2 separate regions of the Homo sapiens genome follow, and region 2 is linked to region 1. The links are chromatin loops, found by intact Hi-C in ENCODE. Cell type or tissue: dorsolateral prefrontal cortex. All regions are shown on one strand. Each heading gives the region's core, and the rest is flanking DNA. Links, peaks and the distances in the headings are about the cores only.

Region 1 (8,319 bases), core at 160-8,159:
GTTCAGCCATCATTTCCCCAGGGCGGCCCCCAGGAATCCCTGAACCAGACCCTACTCCTGTCTTATCTGACTCCTTAGAACCCTGTTCCTGCCCTGAACCCCCTCCTTCCCCTCACAGCACCCAGTTTGATTCGTGGGTGTGACGGCTCTACTACTCTCTCACTCCCCCATGGCCTGCGGCCCTAGGAGTGGAGTGTGTCTGTCTGCTCACCAGTATAGTCCCATACCTGGCCCAGAGCTGACACATAGTAGGTGCTCCATGAACATATGCTGAGTTAGCAAATGCACGAGTGAGCCAGGATGAGGAGGAGAACTGTGTCACTGTACCACCGTCTGAGGGCTTTGCAAGTCGCTGCTGGCAAGAGGGAAGACAATGATAGAACAGCATGGCCCCCAGGGGGACAGGGCCAGCTGTGGGAGAACTGCTGCCCTGGTGGGCATCGGGGGGACAGTAACTATGGGGATCCCTGAGGTCACTGCCCAGAGTTCCCTCTAGGACACCTGGCTTTCCTGGCTGCTGTGGGCCATAGACAGAAAGGACAGGACAGGAGCGACAGAGAGCACTGTCTCTTTAAGAAGCAAGAATGTAGCCGAGCAAGGTGGCTTACGCCTATAATCCCAGCACTTTGGGAGGCCAAGGCAGGTGAATCACTTGAGCCCAGGAGTTCAAGACCAGCCTGGGCAACATGGAAAGACCCCCGTCTCCACAAAAAAAATACAAAAATTAGCCAGGCATGGTGGCACGTGCCTGTGGTTCCAGCTACTCGGGAAGCTGAGCTGGGAGGATTGCTCAAGCCTGGGAGGTTGAGGCTGCAGTGAGCCGTGATCACGCCATTGCACTCCAGCCTGGGCAACAGAGTGAGACCCTGTCTCAAAAAACAAAACAAAACAAAAAGAAGCAGCAAGAATGTGCTCGTTCTCCCTTATAGGTGCTGACTGAAGCTGCACGGGAACCACCAGGTCTAGGATAGAGGCAGGAAGGGCAAAGGTGGGGGGAACACCAGGGGAAGTGAGGGCTACAGGAAGAGGGGCCTTGGGGCTGGGTGCGGTGGCTCACGCCTGTAATTCCAGCACTTTGGGAGGCCGAAGTGGGCGGATCACCTGAGGTCAGGAGTTCAAGACCAGCCTGGCCAACATAGTGAAACCCTGTCTCTCCTAAAAATACAAAAGTTAGCCGGGTGTGGTGGCAGGCACCTGTAATCCCAGCACTTGGGAGGCTGAGGCAGGAGAATCGCTTGAACCCAGGAGGCAGAGGTTGCAGTGAGCCAAGATCGCGCCACGGCACTCCAGCCTGGGTGACAGAGTGAGACTTTGTCTCAAAAAAAAAAAAAAAAAAGAAAGGGGTTGGGGGAGGCTTCAGAACAAGGATGTGGGCTGCAGGCCCGACTTGTCTCCTGGCATGCTCAGCGATAGGCAGGTCCCCACATACCCTGGGCCTCAGTTTCCTCATCAGTAGGAGAAGGGGGCCCCTCATTCCTCCTGGATACTGAGAGCCACGAGGAAGTGGGGAGAGCCACACTCGGGGCTAGAATCCCAGCTCCACCAGCCCCTCGCTGGGTGAAGCGGCTCAGCCTCTGTGAGTCTCAGGTCCCTTCTCAGCAAAGTGGGGGTCATGGGGGCCGTGCTTCCCCATGGGGCTGTGCACACATTCCTTGCGGTCCTGCCTGGAAGCCTCTAGCACTTTCAATACAGGAATGGTTTTCATGGTCCGTTTTCCTTAAGACTCAGCACACAGAGACATCATTCATTCATTCTCCCCTCTTTCATCGTTGCCTGCCTCCTCAGGGTAGGCCCTTGATGGCTGGGTTCTGGGGACACCAAGTGCTCCCCACAGCCTGAGATATCAGTGGTTCATGGCTTGGCAGGCTGCCCTATGATTGAAGAAACAAGGAAGGGACAGGTGTGTGTACAGACGTCAGAGCAGCCAGGTGCAGAGGCAGGTGCGTGTACAGATGTAAGCGGGGTCAGGTGCCGATGTTATGGAATCTTTGGGGTGTCGCTTTTCTGGGCAGAAACCTCTGTGGCCAGTGGCATCTTTGTCTGAGTTTTGCTTGGGCCCACTGGGCTCATTCCGCCCACTTGTCCTGGCAGACTGCACTCGGCTCACACTATCGGCCTGGATCCCACGTCTACCAAGGGAGACTGCGTGGGGTGGTGACGGGTGTGTAAGCACGCGTGAGGTCCGGCCACTGCACAGTCAGACACGCCGGCTGCTGCAGTGGGGCAGGCAGCTCCGGGTGCCAGCATGGGCCCCAGCTCTCTGCGAGGCTACAGCTGGACCAGGCGCACTGCAAGCAGCTTCCACAGCTGGCACTGGGGAACACAGTGGCTCTCAGAAGCTTGGAGATGCCAGAAACCACAGGGACCCAAAGAGGGCATCACAGCCCTGGCTTGGGAGACTCCCCGGTCTGGGCTCCCCAAAGGGCTGCAGCTCTTCCTTCCTTCTCTTCCCCTGCAACGTGGCCAGCAAGGGGCATGTCTCAGCACTGTTTGTGTTATAGCTCTTTTAGCCTTATTCAGTGGGTCCCAAGTTCTTGTCCTCCACTCAGGAAGAATGAGGTACGGAAACAAGAGGGTGAGCAAGACGAAGAGGAGCTTTATTGAGTGACAATAGCTCAGAGGAGGCCCTGGAGAGGGCAGTTCCTCACTACAGCTGGTCATCCGACGTCTGCTCAGCTCTGGCTGAGCCTGGGGCTTCTGTCAGCCTCAGAGAGGGGGAAGTTCATGCTGACTGGTCCATGGGCGGCCATGGGCAGGCCCAGAAAAGGCAACACAAGTTCGCACTCCAGTCCACGGCACTGACAGCCTGGCCCCCAGCCTTCAGGGCCTCCCTGGCCTGAAGGTGGGCCTCACCAGGGACTCACCCCCTTCTGCCCAGAAACCTGTCTGCCTCCTGCTGCCATTCATGGCGCCCAGGCTATAGGTACCAAGGGGCGTCTGCAGGCCACTGCCAAGCTGCCCTCAGTTCCTCCTCAGCTTCATTCCTATGCTCATCAGTGCCCAAAATCTGGAGAGGGCTGAGACGGCAGGGGGCTGGCATGTCAGCACTGCCCTGAGTGTGTGCACACCTGGCTGGGCTGTGACAAAACCCAGGCTCGGCCCCAATTTTGCCCCAAGATCAGAGCAGGTGCCGACAGCAAGGAGAAGCCAGGCAGTGGGAGCAGGCATTTCCAAGCCTGTGAGGGCAGGGGGGCCTTCCAGGGCCCCCAAGAGTGCAGAGATGCCTGGGTCCGCAGTGGCAGTTAGGGCCGGTGCAGCTATGTGGGATGTGGGGCAGGACTCCAGCCTGCTCCGTGGAGCGGGAGGCCCCGGTCTGCAGCTGTGGTTTGGGCGGCTGCAGCTGCACCTGGGAGGGTGGGGTTCCCACCTGCTCCCAGGCTCCGAGAGCACAGGGATGCCTGGGTCCACAGCCGTGGCTTGGGCAGCTGCAGCGGCATGCAGGGAGCTGCCACCCCGACTCAGAATGGGAGAGGCTCCTGCCTGTCCCCAGCTCCTGCCAGTTCCATGGAACATGCAGCCCCAGCCGTGCCTCCCTGCTGCAGCTGGTGTGACAGCAGCAGCCGCTCCAGATGGCCTGCCACTGCCACCACTGAGACAGGTGTGTGTATAGAGGTCCATTTTATTCAGGCTGGCGAAGGAAGGCTTCTCAGGGGAGGTGGCCCTTGGGCTTCCTCCAGATGCTCTGGAGTCCTCAGTGTCTGACTCCGGCAAGTCTTTCTGAAGAACAAGCAAAGCTCTTTCTCTTGCCACCGCCAAAACATTTCCAAGGGACTCTTCAGAAGAGAGTCAGTCTGCACAGCTCCCCTGGGGCCTGGGCGGTGGGGGCAGAGATCTTATCCAACTTCTCAAATGAGATTCTGCAGGCTCCAGTGACTCGCTGGAGGTCACCCAGCTGGTAAGAAGAGGAACTGGAACTTAACCTCAGGGCTTCCACCCCGGCTCCTTCTTCTGCTCCACAAATGCAGCCCAAGCCTTGAGGGCAGTGAATAGGTCAAGGGCCAGGACAGTAGCCTGGAGCCACCCCACGAGGGTGTGGGAACCGAGGGCGGGGTGGCATGGTGAACATGGAGGAGGGAAGCCCCTATTTTTCCTGAATCCCATGCCCTGGGATCCCAGAGCAAGGCTGGCCAGGGCTGACCTTCCTTCTCATTGCAGCATCTGCTCTCAGGGCCAAGGATTGCTCTGATGACAGACTACAGGCAGAGCGAGTGGCCGGCAGGAGCCACGTGCTTCCGGAGCCTCCTGCGGCCACCCCTGCCTCCGCACTCCCCCTACAGTCCACCTCGACACAGCAGCCCAGGCCACGTTTCCAAAGCCAAAGTCAGATCATGCCATTCCTGTTCTCATCTCACACAGAATAAAACCTCAATTCTTGTCTCCGCCTGCAAGTCCCTGTACAATCCGGCGCCTGCTGATCTCATCAAGCTCTCCTGGAACCAAATCACCAGAGCAACACCATGGCAGGGGCCTCCCTCTCAGAGGAGGAGGCATTGACAGGAGATGATCTCAGGGCAGACAGTTCTAGACCAGGACAGAGCTGGAGCTGAGGCCTGAGGCAGCAGGTGCCTAGCCAGGGGCCAGCAAGGAGGTCTGAGTGCTGGAGGTCAATGTTAGAAAATAGTCGGGGCCCAGACCAGGCAGCCCATGAATGGGTTTTTCTTTGGTTCACACAGTATATTACAAAACGGACCCACACATATGTAGTTAACTGAATTTGTTTGTTTGTTTGTTTTTGAGAGAGTCTCTTGCTCTCTTGCCGAGGCTGGAGTCCAATGGTGCAATCTCGGCTCACTGCAACCTCTTGGGTTCAAGTGATTCCCCTGCCTCAGCCTCCCGAGTAGCTGGGACTACAGGCACACACCATACCTGGCTCATTTTTGTAATTTTAGTAGAGACAGGGTTTCACCATGTTGGCCAAGCTGGTCTTGAACTCCTGACCTCAAGTGATCCACCTGCCTTGGCCTCCCAAAGTGCTGGGATTACAGGCGTGAGCCACAGTGCCTGACCAAATTAACTGATTTTTGACCAAAGTGATGAAGCAACTCGGTGGGGAAAGGAAAGTGTTTCCACAAAAAGTGTTGGATCAACTGGACGTCCATATATATATAAAAAAATGAACTTCCACACTTACTTCATACTACATACTAAAATTAATTTGGGGCTGGGTGCAGTGGCTCACACCTGTAATCCCAACACTTTGGGAGGCTGAGGTGGGTGGATCACAAGGTCAGGAGTTTGAGACTAGCCTAACCAACATGGTGAAACCCCATCTCTACTAAACATACAAAAATTAGCCGGGTGTGGTGGCACTCACCTGTAATCCCAGCTACTCAGGAGGCTGAGGCAGGAGAATGGCTTGAACCCAGGAGGTAGAGCTTGCAGTGAGCCAAGATCACACCACTACACTCCAGACTGGGTGACAGAGCGAGACTCCATCTCAAAATAAATAAATAAATAAATAAATTTGGGGGAGTCTATAAAATGGACCACAGACCTAAATGGAAGAGTTAAAACTGTGAAACTTTTACAGGAAAACAGCAGAAAATCTTAGTAACCTTGAGTTAGACAGAGGCTTCTGAAATAGCACACAAAAAGCACAAATTATAAAAGGGATAATTGATAAATTGGACTTTATCCAAATTAAAATTTTTTGGTTTTTGCAAAGCATACATCCAACAAAGGACTTGTATCTCGAACACTTTCTCAGCTTTTTTCCATTCCCTTCCTCATCCAAGGAATATTTTTAGACAATCCTTCCTAATCACCCCCATGGAAATTTAATACACAGGTACCCGTTTATGTATTGTGCGTTTATTGTGCTTTGTACATAAAGAGCACAATTTTTTCATTTCACGAGAACCAATTTTTTCCCATTGGGGGCAATTTTGCCTTCATTGAAAATGCATGATCAGGCCAGACACAGTGGTACACGCCTGTTGTAATCCCAGCGCTTTCAGAGGCAGAGGCAGGCAAATCACTTGAGCTCAGGAGTTTGAGACCAATCTGGACAATATGGTGAAACTCTGTTATCTACAAAAAAGTAAAAAAACTAGCCGGGTGTGGTGGTGCATGCCTGTGGTCCCAGCTACCCAGAAGGCTGTGGTGGGAAGTTCACCCGAGCCCTGGAGGTCGAGGCTGCAATGAGCCACTGCACTCCAGCCCGGGCAACAGAATGAGACCTTGTCAAAAAAAAAAAGAAGAAGAAGAAGAAAATACATGATCTAGAATATTAAAAAAACTCTTATAGTAAACAATAACAACCCATTCTTTTTTTATTTTTAATGGGCAAAAAATTTGAATAAACTTTTCACCAAATAAGATATACAGATGACGAAAATGAAAAGAAGTTCAAAACCATGAGTTCTGGGCGGGCACAGTGGCTCACACCTGTAAGCCCAGCACTTTGGGAGGCCGATGCGGGAGGATCACAAGGTCAGGAGTTTGAGACCAGCCCATCCAACATGGTGAAACCCTGTCTCTACTAAAAATACAAAAATTGGCTGGGCGAAGTGGTTCACGCCTGTAATCCCAGAACTTTGGAAGGCCGAGGCAGGTGGATCACGAGGTCAGGAGTTCGAGACCAGCCTGGCCAAGATGGTGAAACCCTGTCTCTACTAAAAATACAAAAATTAGCTGTGCGCAGTGGCAGGTGCCTGTAATCCCAGCTACTTGGGAGGCTGAGGCAGGAGAATCACTTGAACTCATAAGGCAGAGGTTGCAGTGAGCTGAGATCACGCCACTGCGCTCTAACCTGGGTAACAGAGTGAGACTCCATCTCAAAATAATAATAATAATAATACAGAAATTAGCCTGGTGTAATGCTGCATGCCTATAATCCCAGCTACTCGGGAGGCTGAGGCAGGAGAATCACTTGAACCTAGGAGGCGGAGGTTGCAATGAGCCAAGATTGCGCCATTGCACTCCAGCCAGGGCAACAAGAACAAAACTCTGTCTCAAAAAAAAAAAAAAAAAAAAAAAAAAGATTCCCTAGGGAATGAGATGTTACAGTGAGACACCACTATACATATACCAGAATGGCCAAAATGAAGAAGACTGAACACACTAAGTGTTGGTGAGGATGTGGAGGAACTGGAATTCTCACGCACTGCTGGTGGGAATGTAAATGGATATCCACTGAAAGACAATTTGACAGTTTCTTAAAAAGTTGAACACATGCCTGCCACATGGCCCAGCCATTGTACTCTTAGGTATTTATCCAACTGAAATGAGAGCACATGTCCACATGGAGACTTGAACAGGAAGGTTCATAGCAGCTTTAGAGCTAAAATTTTAAAAGCGCCCATTAACAGGTGAACGGATCAGCTAACTGCATATCCAGTTGCATATCCTACAATTGGATACTACTCGGCAATAAAAAGGAATGAACTATTAATGGCATCTAAGAAAATGGATGAACCCCAAAATAGTTATGCTGAGTGAAAGAAGCCAGACCAAAAAAGAACACATGTTATGATTCCACTTACATGAAATTCTGAAAATCTCAGTCTCATCTATAGTGACAGAAGCAGACCAGTGGTTGCTTGGGGGTGGGATGGGGGTGGGGTGGAGGAGAGGGGAGGGGGGATGAAGAGGGAATGGATTACAAAGGGACAAGGACATACTTTTTCTTTTTCTTTTCTTTTCTTTTTTTTTTTTTTTGAGACGGAGTCTCACTCTGTCACACAGGCTGGAGTGCAGTGGTGCGATCTCGGCTCACTGCAACCTCTGCGTCCGGCGTTCAAGCGATTTTCCTGCCTCAGTCTCCGAAGTAGCTGGGATTACAGGCACCTGCCACCACACCAGCTAATTTTTGTATTTTTAGTAGAGACGGGTTTTCGCCATGTTTGGTCAGGCCGGTTTCAAACTCCTGACCTCAGGTGATCCATCTGCCTCAGCCTCCCAAAGTGCTGGGATTACAGGCGTGAGCCACCGGGCCCCGCCAGGGGCACACTTTTGGGAGTGACGGAAATGGTCATTATCTTACTGTGGTGATGGAGTCACAGAATATACATCTATATTCAAAACTCATCAAATTGTATACTTCAAATATGTGTGATTTATTTTATTTTATTATTTTATTTTGAGACAGGGTCTTGCTTTGCCACCCAGGCTGGAGTTCAGGGGCACTATCATAGCTCACTGTAGCCTTGAACTCCTGGGCTCAAGCAATCTTCCTGCCTCAGCCTCCCGAGTAGCTGGGATTACAGGCACGCGCCACCACACCCAGCTAATCTTTTATTTTTGTGGAGATGAGGTCTCACTATGTTGCCCAGGCTGGTCTTGAACTCCTGGGCTCAAATGATCCTCCCGCCCATGTCC
Region 2 (8,319 bases), core at 148-8,147, 54 kb before region 1:
GTAGCTGATCTTGGACTCCTCCCCCTTGCTGTCCATGGGGTGTTTACTGGGGGACGCGAACACTTGCTGGAAGAAAGCAGATTTGGAGGACAAGTGAGGCCCCACCCGGCACACAGGCCCAGAGCCAGTCCAAGCCAGTATAGGGAGGCCACCCGGCCCAGAGCCAGTCCAAAGCCAGAGACCTACCAGGAGATGTGGGGGATAAGCTGGTTCTGTGCTCCTCGAATGGGATACGGGATCCCAGGAGCTGAGCAGATTTCTGGAGTCAGACCCCTCACCTCCAGGGCAGAGAAGCAAGCAGGAGGACTTGTCTCTCTCTGCCACGCCCAGCCTGAACTGGCAGTTAGGAGGCTGGGGGCTCTCGTGCCAGGGCTCACCTGAGATTTCTTCTTATGGATGTGAATGTCCCCGCCGTCAGCACGTGTGCACACCGCACAGGTCACCATGTAGTCCAGCTGGAAGAGAGCACGGGTCAGCGTGCAGGGAGGGGTCAGCCATCCCACAGGGCCAATCCGCAGCCCCACCCATCCCACCCCATACCTTCTGCAGGATGAGATTCAGGCAGACGCTCTCCTCCCAGTCGATGTCAGGGTCTCCCAGGCCTGGCAGCTTCTTGGAGTCCCGCCGGTACACCTCCACCTCCACCTCAGGCTCAGCTGCCTGCGAGGCCCAGAGCAGAAGTGAGTGCCCAGGGCCCACTGTGGTGCTCTTCTTCTTCCCTGACTACTATGCAGGCATTACGATGGACAAGGACTCCAATTCTTTTTTCTTACTATTTTTTGAGACAGGGTCTCACACCGCTGCCCAGGCTAGAGAGCAGTGGTGCAATGACAGCTCACTGTAGCCTCAACCTCCTGGGCTCAAATGATCCTCTCACTTCAGCCTCCCAAGCAACAGGGACCACAGGCACGTGCTACCACACCCGGCTAATTTTTAAAACTTTTTGTAGATGTGGCGTTTCGCCATGTTGTCCAGGCTGGTCTTGAACTCCTGGGCTCAGGTGATCCTCCTGCCTCGACCTCCCAAAGTACTGGGATTACAGGTGTGAGCCACCATGCCCGGCCAGAACTCCAATTCTTGCTCCCCAGTTCTCTAGCGACGGGAGATGGGACCCAGGGGCCATCCATTCTCCTCACTAAGCCTCAGTTTCTTCATCTGTACAATGGACTAAGGGCATCTTCCCCTCAAAGTTGTCATAATGATTTAAAGAGCTCATATTTGCTAAGTGGCATCAATGATAATAGTGACACCTACTGAGCTCTTAGTGGACGGCGGGGTCTGGGCTACACATTTTACAAATTATTAATCCTTTTAAAGCAACCCTGCAATGCAGGTATCATTAGCCCCATGTTAACAGATCAGAGTCAAATTTACTGAAGATCAATAATAAATACATATCAGAGAGAAACCAAAGCATGTCTACACCTCTCCTGGGAGACTGGCTTCCAATTTTTTTTTTTTTTTGAGACAGAATCTCACTCCATCCGTCACCCAGGCTACAGTGCAACACATCTTGGCTCACTGCAGTCTCCGCCTCCTGGATTCTAATGATTCTCCTGCCTCAGCCTCCTGAGTAGCTGGGATTACAGGCACGTGCCACCACACCTGTCTACTTTTTGTATTTTTGGTAGAGACAGGATTTCACCATGTTGGCCAGGCTGGTCTCGAACTCCTGACCTCAGGTGATCTGCCCACCTCGGCCTCCTAAAGTGCTGGGATTACAAGCATGGGCCACCGTGCCCGGCCTCAATTTATTTCTTATTTATTGTTTTGAGACGGAGTCTCGCTCTGTCACCCGGGCTGGAGTACAGTGGCACAATCTTGGCTCACTGCAACCTCTACCTCCTGGGTTCATGTGATTCTCCTGCCCCAGCCTCCCAAGTAGCTGGGATTACAGGTGTCTGCCACCACACCTGGCTAATTTTTTTCTGTATTTTTAATAGAGAGGGGGTTTCACCATGTTGGCCAGGCTGATCTCGAACTCCTGACCTCAAGTGATCTACCCACCTCGGCCTCCCAAAGTGCAGGGATTACAGGCATGAGCCACTGCACCCGGCCTCAATTTATTTCTTATTTTTTTATTTTTTTGAGATGAAGTCTTGCTTTGTCACCCGGGCTGGAGTACAGTGGCACAATCTTGGCTCACTGCAACCTCTACCTCCTGGGTTCACGTGATTCTCCTGCCCCAGCCTCCCAAGTACCTGGGATTATAGGCGTCTGCCACCACACGTAATTTTTTTTTTTTTTTTTTAATAGAGACGGGGTTTCACCATGTTGGCCAAGCTGATCTCAAACTCCTGACCTCAAGTGATCTACCCACCTCGGCCTCCCAAAGTGCAGGGATTACAGGCGTGAGCCACCGCGCCCAGCCTGGCTTTCAATTTTGAAGCAGCTGTGCTGACTGGGGGCCTCTGGTCCCGGTCCTGGGTGCTCTCACTGACTCGGGCTCCGAGGGGCTGGGCACTGCTGGGCCCTCTTGCAGGTGCACAGGCCTGCACCCCCCAAAGGCAGAGCTGGGATCTATGGAAAGAGGTGCAAGAGGCCAACCTTGCCTAGGAGCGAGAAACAGACGTCCCCGGGTCGGGGGGCCCCACTTCCACCGCCTGTATGGTTCTGCAGTCACCCCGAGCCCCTGAGCTGAGAGTCCTGGGGTTCACAAGACTCTGCTGTTCCTCCTGGTCTCGCTTCATTGACCTGTTCATTTGCTTTTGCTCAGCAAAGCGCTGTGGACTCAGTGAATGAAAGGCTCGGGGGCACGATCACACGGCTGTTCGGGGCAGCACCACAGCACAGGCAGGCGAAAGAGCAGGTTCCCCATCAGAAAGGTGTCCGTGTGCGCACCAAAGCCAGGCCCAAGAGGACACTGGGAGCTGCCCGGTACCCACTGACAGGAGGGTGGCCAGGCCGCCATGGTACACTCTGCAGGCATTACACAGCAGTGAGACCAGATTACAACCACCTGTGTCAACAGGCATGACTCACAAACATGACATGCGGAGAAAGAAGCCTGAAACAACATATACTGCCCGATTCCAATGTATGAGCTGTGAGAACAGGCAGAACCACCGACTCCACACACATGAGCTGTGAGAACAGGCAGAACCACCGACTCCACATGCACGAGCTGTAAGAACAGGTAGAACCCGCCAACTCCACACACACGAGCTGTGAGAACAGGCAGAACCCAACTCCACACGCAGGAGCTGTGAGAACAGGCAGAACCACCGACTCCACACGCACGAGCTGTAAGAACAGGCAGAACCCACCGACTCCACATGCAGGAGCTGTGAGAACAGGCAGAACCCGCCCGGGAAGTTTGAGGAGACAGAGCAGCAGCTGCCCAGGGGGAGGTTGAGCCCTGGGGTGGGGTGAAGGGGCCTCGGTGTTCTCATCACACTCTGTATCTGGGGGCTGGTGAAACCAGGTGTTCAGTCTAAGAAGAATCAAACTGTGTACACGTCTGTGTTTTTCTGTATAGACGTTATATTGAAAACAATCTACTAAAAAGGAAAAAGTGAGACTGGGGACAGGGCTTCGCCGCTGGCAAACTGTGTGACCCCAGGAAGCTTCCTCCCCGTCTCTGAGCTTTGGTTTTCTGAGTGGGTGTGAAGGTGATCGGCACCTTAGGATCCTGAGGTGTCACGTGACCGTGAGACACAGGGCTCCGGCCACCAGCGCAGAGCCAGCAGCACACAGAGCCAGGTCCCCCTCCTGCCAAAGGCACACAATGGGCTGCCCAGGAACACAGAGCGTTTTGTCCAGGGCTGGAGGAAACAGAGGGCAGGGAATCCAGGACATCCCTCCCTGGGAAAGGCTGGACTGGGGATGTCCCTTGGGCCCTGGAGCACTCGGGGTTCCTGGCATCCTGTCCCCCTGACACTGCAGCTCCTGCCCATCCACGCTCCCCTGCTAGGTGCAGGAGGCCCGGCTGGTTGCTATGGCAACCGGGTACCAGCGGGATGGGCATGGGGAGGGGGCGGGAAGTAGCCAGGCTCCCGCAGAGGACTTGCAGTGCGCAGGCGACTCCGCGGGTCCCCCACCTCCACCGAGCGCTCAGGGCTTTTGCCAGGGGGGGTCTCCCCGTCTCCCCATCAGCGCCTCCAGCCTGCCCCCTGCAGGCCACCCTCAGCACTGCAGCCCGACAAGCTGGGAAAAATGCCAAGTTGGGGCAGCCCCAGGACCCACCCACCAGGCCCCGCAATCTCCATCGGCCTAGTCTGGCAGGTCCCATGTGGCACTCGTCACACACCCTCCCACTCTGCACTCACTGGTCCCTCCACGGGGCGTGTCCTCAGCCCACTGCTGCCCGCTCTCTCTGTCCTACAACCCGCCCGCCAGATGTCACCTTCTGCACTCCCCCCACCACCGCCGCCCTGCTCCTCTTCCCACCATCACAGCACTGATGGCTCCATAGCACTGGCCATACCGTCTGTCTATCCAAACAGACTGAGGCCAGATATGAGTCATTTCTGTGCTCCCAGCACTGAGTGTGGGGGGGCATCTGCACATGGCTCACAGTGGGTGTTCAATAGAACATTCTAGCATGTAAACAGCTGGACTGCCACCTGCTCCCGTGGGACTCAGGCTTCCCTCACTGACCTCGACACCCCCAAATTTTCAGCAGATCCTGGATGTGACCCCATCCCCTCTGCTCCAAATTCCTCAGGCCTAGATCCAGGGCTGCGCTTTCTCAGTGGAGGGCTCTCACCTTTAACTTCTGCTCCACCCAAGATGGACCCCTCATCTGCCGTTCCTTTCTCCTCCCCCTACCCCGGCCTATCCAGGGTGCACACAACCCGTCCTCCCACCTCCCTGTCTGCCCTCTTGACCAGAGTCGTGACCTCTCTGGAATCAAAATTCAAAGTACAGCTGAGAGTGTCTCAAATGCACCAAGTCCTCGTTAGAGCCCTGGCTTGCAACAGACTCTGCCTTGGGGAAAAGACCAACATTTGGGGGTGGGAGAAAAGTTCTCTGCAACCTGAACTCCAGCAGAAGCTGAGAGGCCACAGTGGACGGAGGCAGGGGTGGGGTCCACAGCCCTGGGACGACAGAGGGCCTGAGCCTCCGAGTTCCGGTTCCCATGGGTGAGAGGAGTCCCTCCCCCAGAACTGTGCAGAGGTGAGAGGAGCCTGTGCCCGCCATGAGGGTCACGGGCAGTGAGGATCCTGAGGCACCATCCACCCCCCTGCCAAGGGCACTCATATGGTCACACTAACCCCAAACATCCCAGCCTCCCAGGTGTCCAGAATGGGAGGGCCCTCACCTTTCGGGGCACCTGCCCTGATCCCCTTTTACCCCAGAGAGGAGATGACCTGGCAGTGTCATATGGTAAACCAGGGAAAAACAAGACTGGCCTTGAAAGCTGGTCTCTCGATTGTACACCCAGACAGGGCGGGCGTGGCAGCAGGTTCTGAGGAGCCCTGAGCCAGCTCCAGAAGGTTCTTACTCGGGGATCCCATCACCAGTCAGGCCTCCTCTTCATCCCTCCCAGAAAGCATTCCCTGCCTGCCCGAGTGTGGCTCTAGTCCCTGCACACCCTGCCTGCCCGAGTGTGGCTCTAGTCCCTGCACACCCGCCACTGAAACTGCTGCGCCAAGGCCGCCACCCCTCCCTGGTACCGAATCCAATGGGCCCTTCAGACACTGCACCCCACTGGCTGCACCCACGTCTCCAGACCTCCCCTCTTGGGGTGCCCTCCCCTCTCCTGGCTCTTCCCCCACCTCTCTGGCCAGTTGTTCATGGTCTCCTGCTGGTCCCTCCAAAGTGGGGCTAGCTCAGGGCTCGGGGCCAGCATGCAGGCACCCAGGCCCTTCCACTTGCAGAAAATCCATCCCGCGTGTGTTCAGGCTCAGAAAATGGGCCCAAGGCAAGACCAGGCTCCAAGTAATCCCTGCATGAGCCTCTGCCAGCAAACCATGGCCCCGGAGTTACAGAGCCAGGCAGGCTGCAAGTTCCAGACCTAGCTACACGGCCCTCTCATTTCTTGTTTTTGAAGGAAAACAAAAGCGTTTCCATGTCTGGCATATGGAGTTGATTAAACATTTTACGAACAGCAAAAGCTTGTGAAAAACAGAGAAGGAAGCATGCAAAATGTATTTTATTAGCTCCTCCCACACTGCGATTTAGTGGATGAAATACGTTAGGCGAATCACTTCATCTCCGAGCCCTCCGTTTCCTCATCTGTAAAAGGGGTAAGAACACCCACCCTGTCGAGTTGTTGGGACTTCACAAGGAGGCTAAGAAGAAGAGAGCTCAGCACTGTGTCTAGATGATGGCGAGGGCTCAGTAAGTGGAAGGCACCGTCATCATCACCACCACTGAGTCAGGTCACCCTGCCATGGCCAAGGGAGGGCCCTGGGCTCTGGAGTCCGACCTTTGCTCTACCATCTACTGACTAATTATAAGAGGCCAGCCGAGTTAGCTGTCTCTGATCTGTTTCCTCAAAGCTACGACGGTGACGGCAATCACTGCCCTTCAGGGTCACAGTGAAGATGAATGACAATGTGTACAGACACCCAGCACATCCAGATTTGCACATGAGACTGTCTACACAGTTCCTGGAATACAGTAGGTGCTCAATAAATATCACTCACCCTCTTTGATATGCATGAGCACTGTAGGAAAGCCCACATGTACACCGAGAGCAGACACCACAGGGATGCTTGGGGCACAGACGCAGGGGCAGGGGCCGGGGGTCACTCACCTTCCTCCCGTCTGCACCGCTTTCGCTGCCGGAGTACGCCAGCTTCCGGCGCACATAGAAAAGCATGTCGTCCTGCCGGGGAGCCCATTTCTCCATGAAGTAGGTGGAGAACATCCAAGTCCAGAAGACGATGCGGTCATCCTTGAAGCACCCTGCAGAGGGAGGCCAGACAGGAGTGAGGAAGGACGGCCACCCTGGCCCTTGCAGCATGGCCTTGGCCAAGCTGCGCCCATACCCCCACATTTCTGGCCAGAAATTTGCGAGGGCTCTGAGATGCGCCACCCTTCCCTCACCACTCCCGACCCCCACCCATGGAGCATCCAGAGAGGCTGGAGGACACCTCCCAGGAGGCCCAGTTCCTCCACTCAGCAGCAGCCTGAGAGCCCATGCTCCCAGCCCCACAGCTGAGCCTGACTCCAGCCTGGGGATGAATCAGCAGCTTCGGAGGAAAAGGAAAATCCCGAGGAGCCAGGAACGCCACTGGCTGGCTGGTGTCTGGGCTGGAAGCCGGGAAGGCTTGGCTGGGGGGGAGCCTTTGGAGAGGCAGGGCTCTCACCAACATCTCTCACCCCCACCCACTCCCCCTGGCTGCGGCAGTCCCAGCGGGAACCCGACTTAAAGGGACAGCCGCCCTCCAGCCAGCCAAGGCTGCAAGCGGGAACCGCAGGGAGACAGCACCCGCCCCACCCCTGCCCCACGTCTGCGCAGCTTCGTGCTCATCTGATCCTCACAGGGACTTCTCCTTCTATTACAAATGGTATTTCTTTATGATAAATATTTGTAATATTTTCCTGCAAAAGAGAAAAAGCCCACAGGCTTTGGTAGGGAAGATCTGGGTTTCCATTCCAGCGCTGCCGCTGGTGATGGGACAATGGGCGGGGGCTCTGAGCCACAGGTTCCTCGGGGCACATGCAGACAAACCGAGACCACGGGCACACAGCAGGATCAACATAGGTGGGTCTGTCCCCTCTCTAGACAGATTCAACACTTCAAAATATGCAGCCAAGCTCTCTCTTATCAACTCAGTAGATTAAACCGGGTCTGCTTTTGTTTTCTGTCTTCCTCACTGACCAGTGCAATCTAGTGCTGGTACTCGGGCTGGAAGGCACTAATCCCGACACTTAGAGATGGGGAACGTGAGGGCCAGTGGTGCCAGAACCCTCTCTCGCGCTCACAGGCAGGCCAGTGGGCTGACCAGGACTCGGCCACTAGCTGAGTCAAATGCAGAACACCCCAGCCTTGGTTGACGTCAGCCACAACACTAACCAAAGAACCAGGACTCACAGCCAGCCCCAGCCCTCGGCCCTCAGCCCTCAGCCCTCTGCCCTCTGCCCTCAGCCCTCTGCCCAACAGTGTGTTGCTCACCCACTCCCATGCCCTGCCTGGCTCCTGGGCTCTAGGGCAGTGAGAGGGAGGAAAAGAGAAGGAGGCTTCATCGGTGAGGGTCTGGGTCAGCGAGCCTTGTCAGCCTCCAGGGGTGAGGGCCAGGAGAGCCCACGGGACTGGCAAGACCTCCCAGGCTCACAGGACCCGGGGGAACGAAACACGCGTGCTGTCTGCAGAGTCGCTTTGAAATTCCTGCCGCGTTTTTGCAACAGGCAAAGCCCAAGTCACGC

What was found. Hi-C counts contacts between places; a loop is a spot of excess contacts. Peaks named below come from ENCODE experiments on the same cell type or tissue, not always from the same donor. Only the 100,000 strongest peaks of a DNase experiment are listed, where the experiment ranks them.
Region 2: a loop joins it to region 1, with 4 times the contacts of the local background. A loop is called at or near these places in 8 of 110 quality-filtered maps.

What each region holds. Positions count from the first base shown.
Region 1 is chr22:45,259,696-45,268,014 of GRCh38, forward strand. No RefSeq gene overlaps it. Among named protein-coding and RNA genes, the nearest start is that of UPK3A, 21 kb to the right of the region's middle. RefSeq lists enhancers at 3,655-3,704, 3,715-4,550, 3,975-4,164. In dorsolateral prefrontal cortex, for the core only: a CTCF peak has its summit at 4,253; a DNase peak (open chromatin) is centred at 4,246; H3K27ac peaks cover 426 bases.
Region 2 is chr22:45,205,253-45,213,571 of GRCh38, forward strand. It overlaps KIAA0930, which reads right to left. Exons shown (of 10, transcript NM_001009880.2): 2 at 6,704-6,855; 3 at 541-660; 4 at 378-455; 5 at 1-66. Among named protein-coding and RNA genes, the nearest start is that of MIR1249, 8.4 kb to the left of the region's middle. RefSeq lists enhancers at 5,738-6,238, 6,370-6,919, 6,920-7,469. In dorsolateral prefrontal cortex, for the core only: CTCF peaks have their summits at 4,130 (motif pointing left), 4,331 (motif pointing right), 7,283 and 7,486; DNase peaks (open chromatin) are centred at 3,769, 4,239, 7,269, 7,914 and 1 weaker place; H3K4me3 peaks cover 5,136 bases; H3K27ac peaks cover 7,713 bases.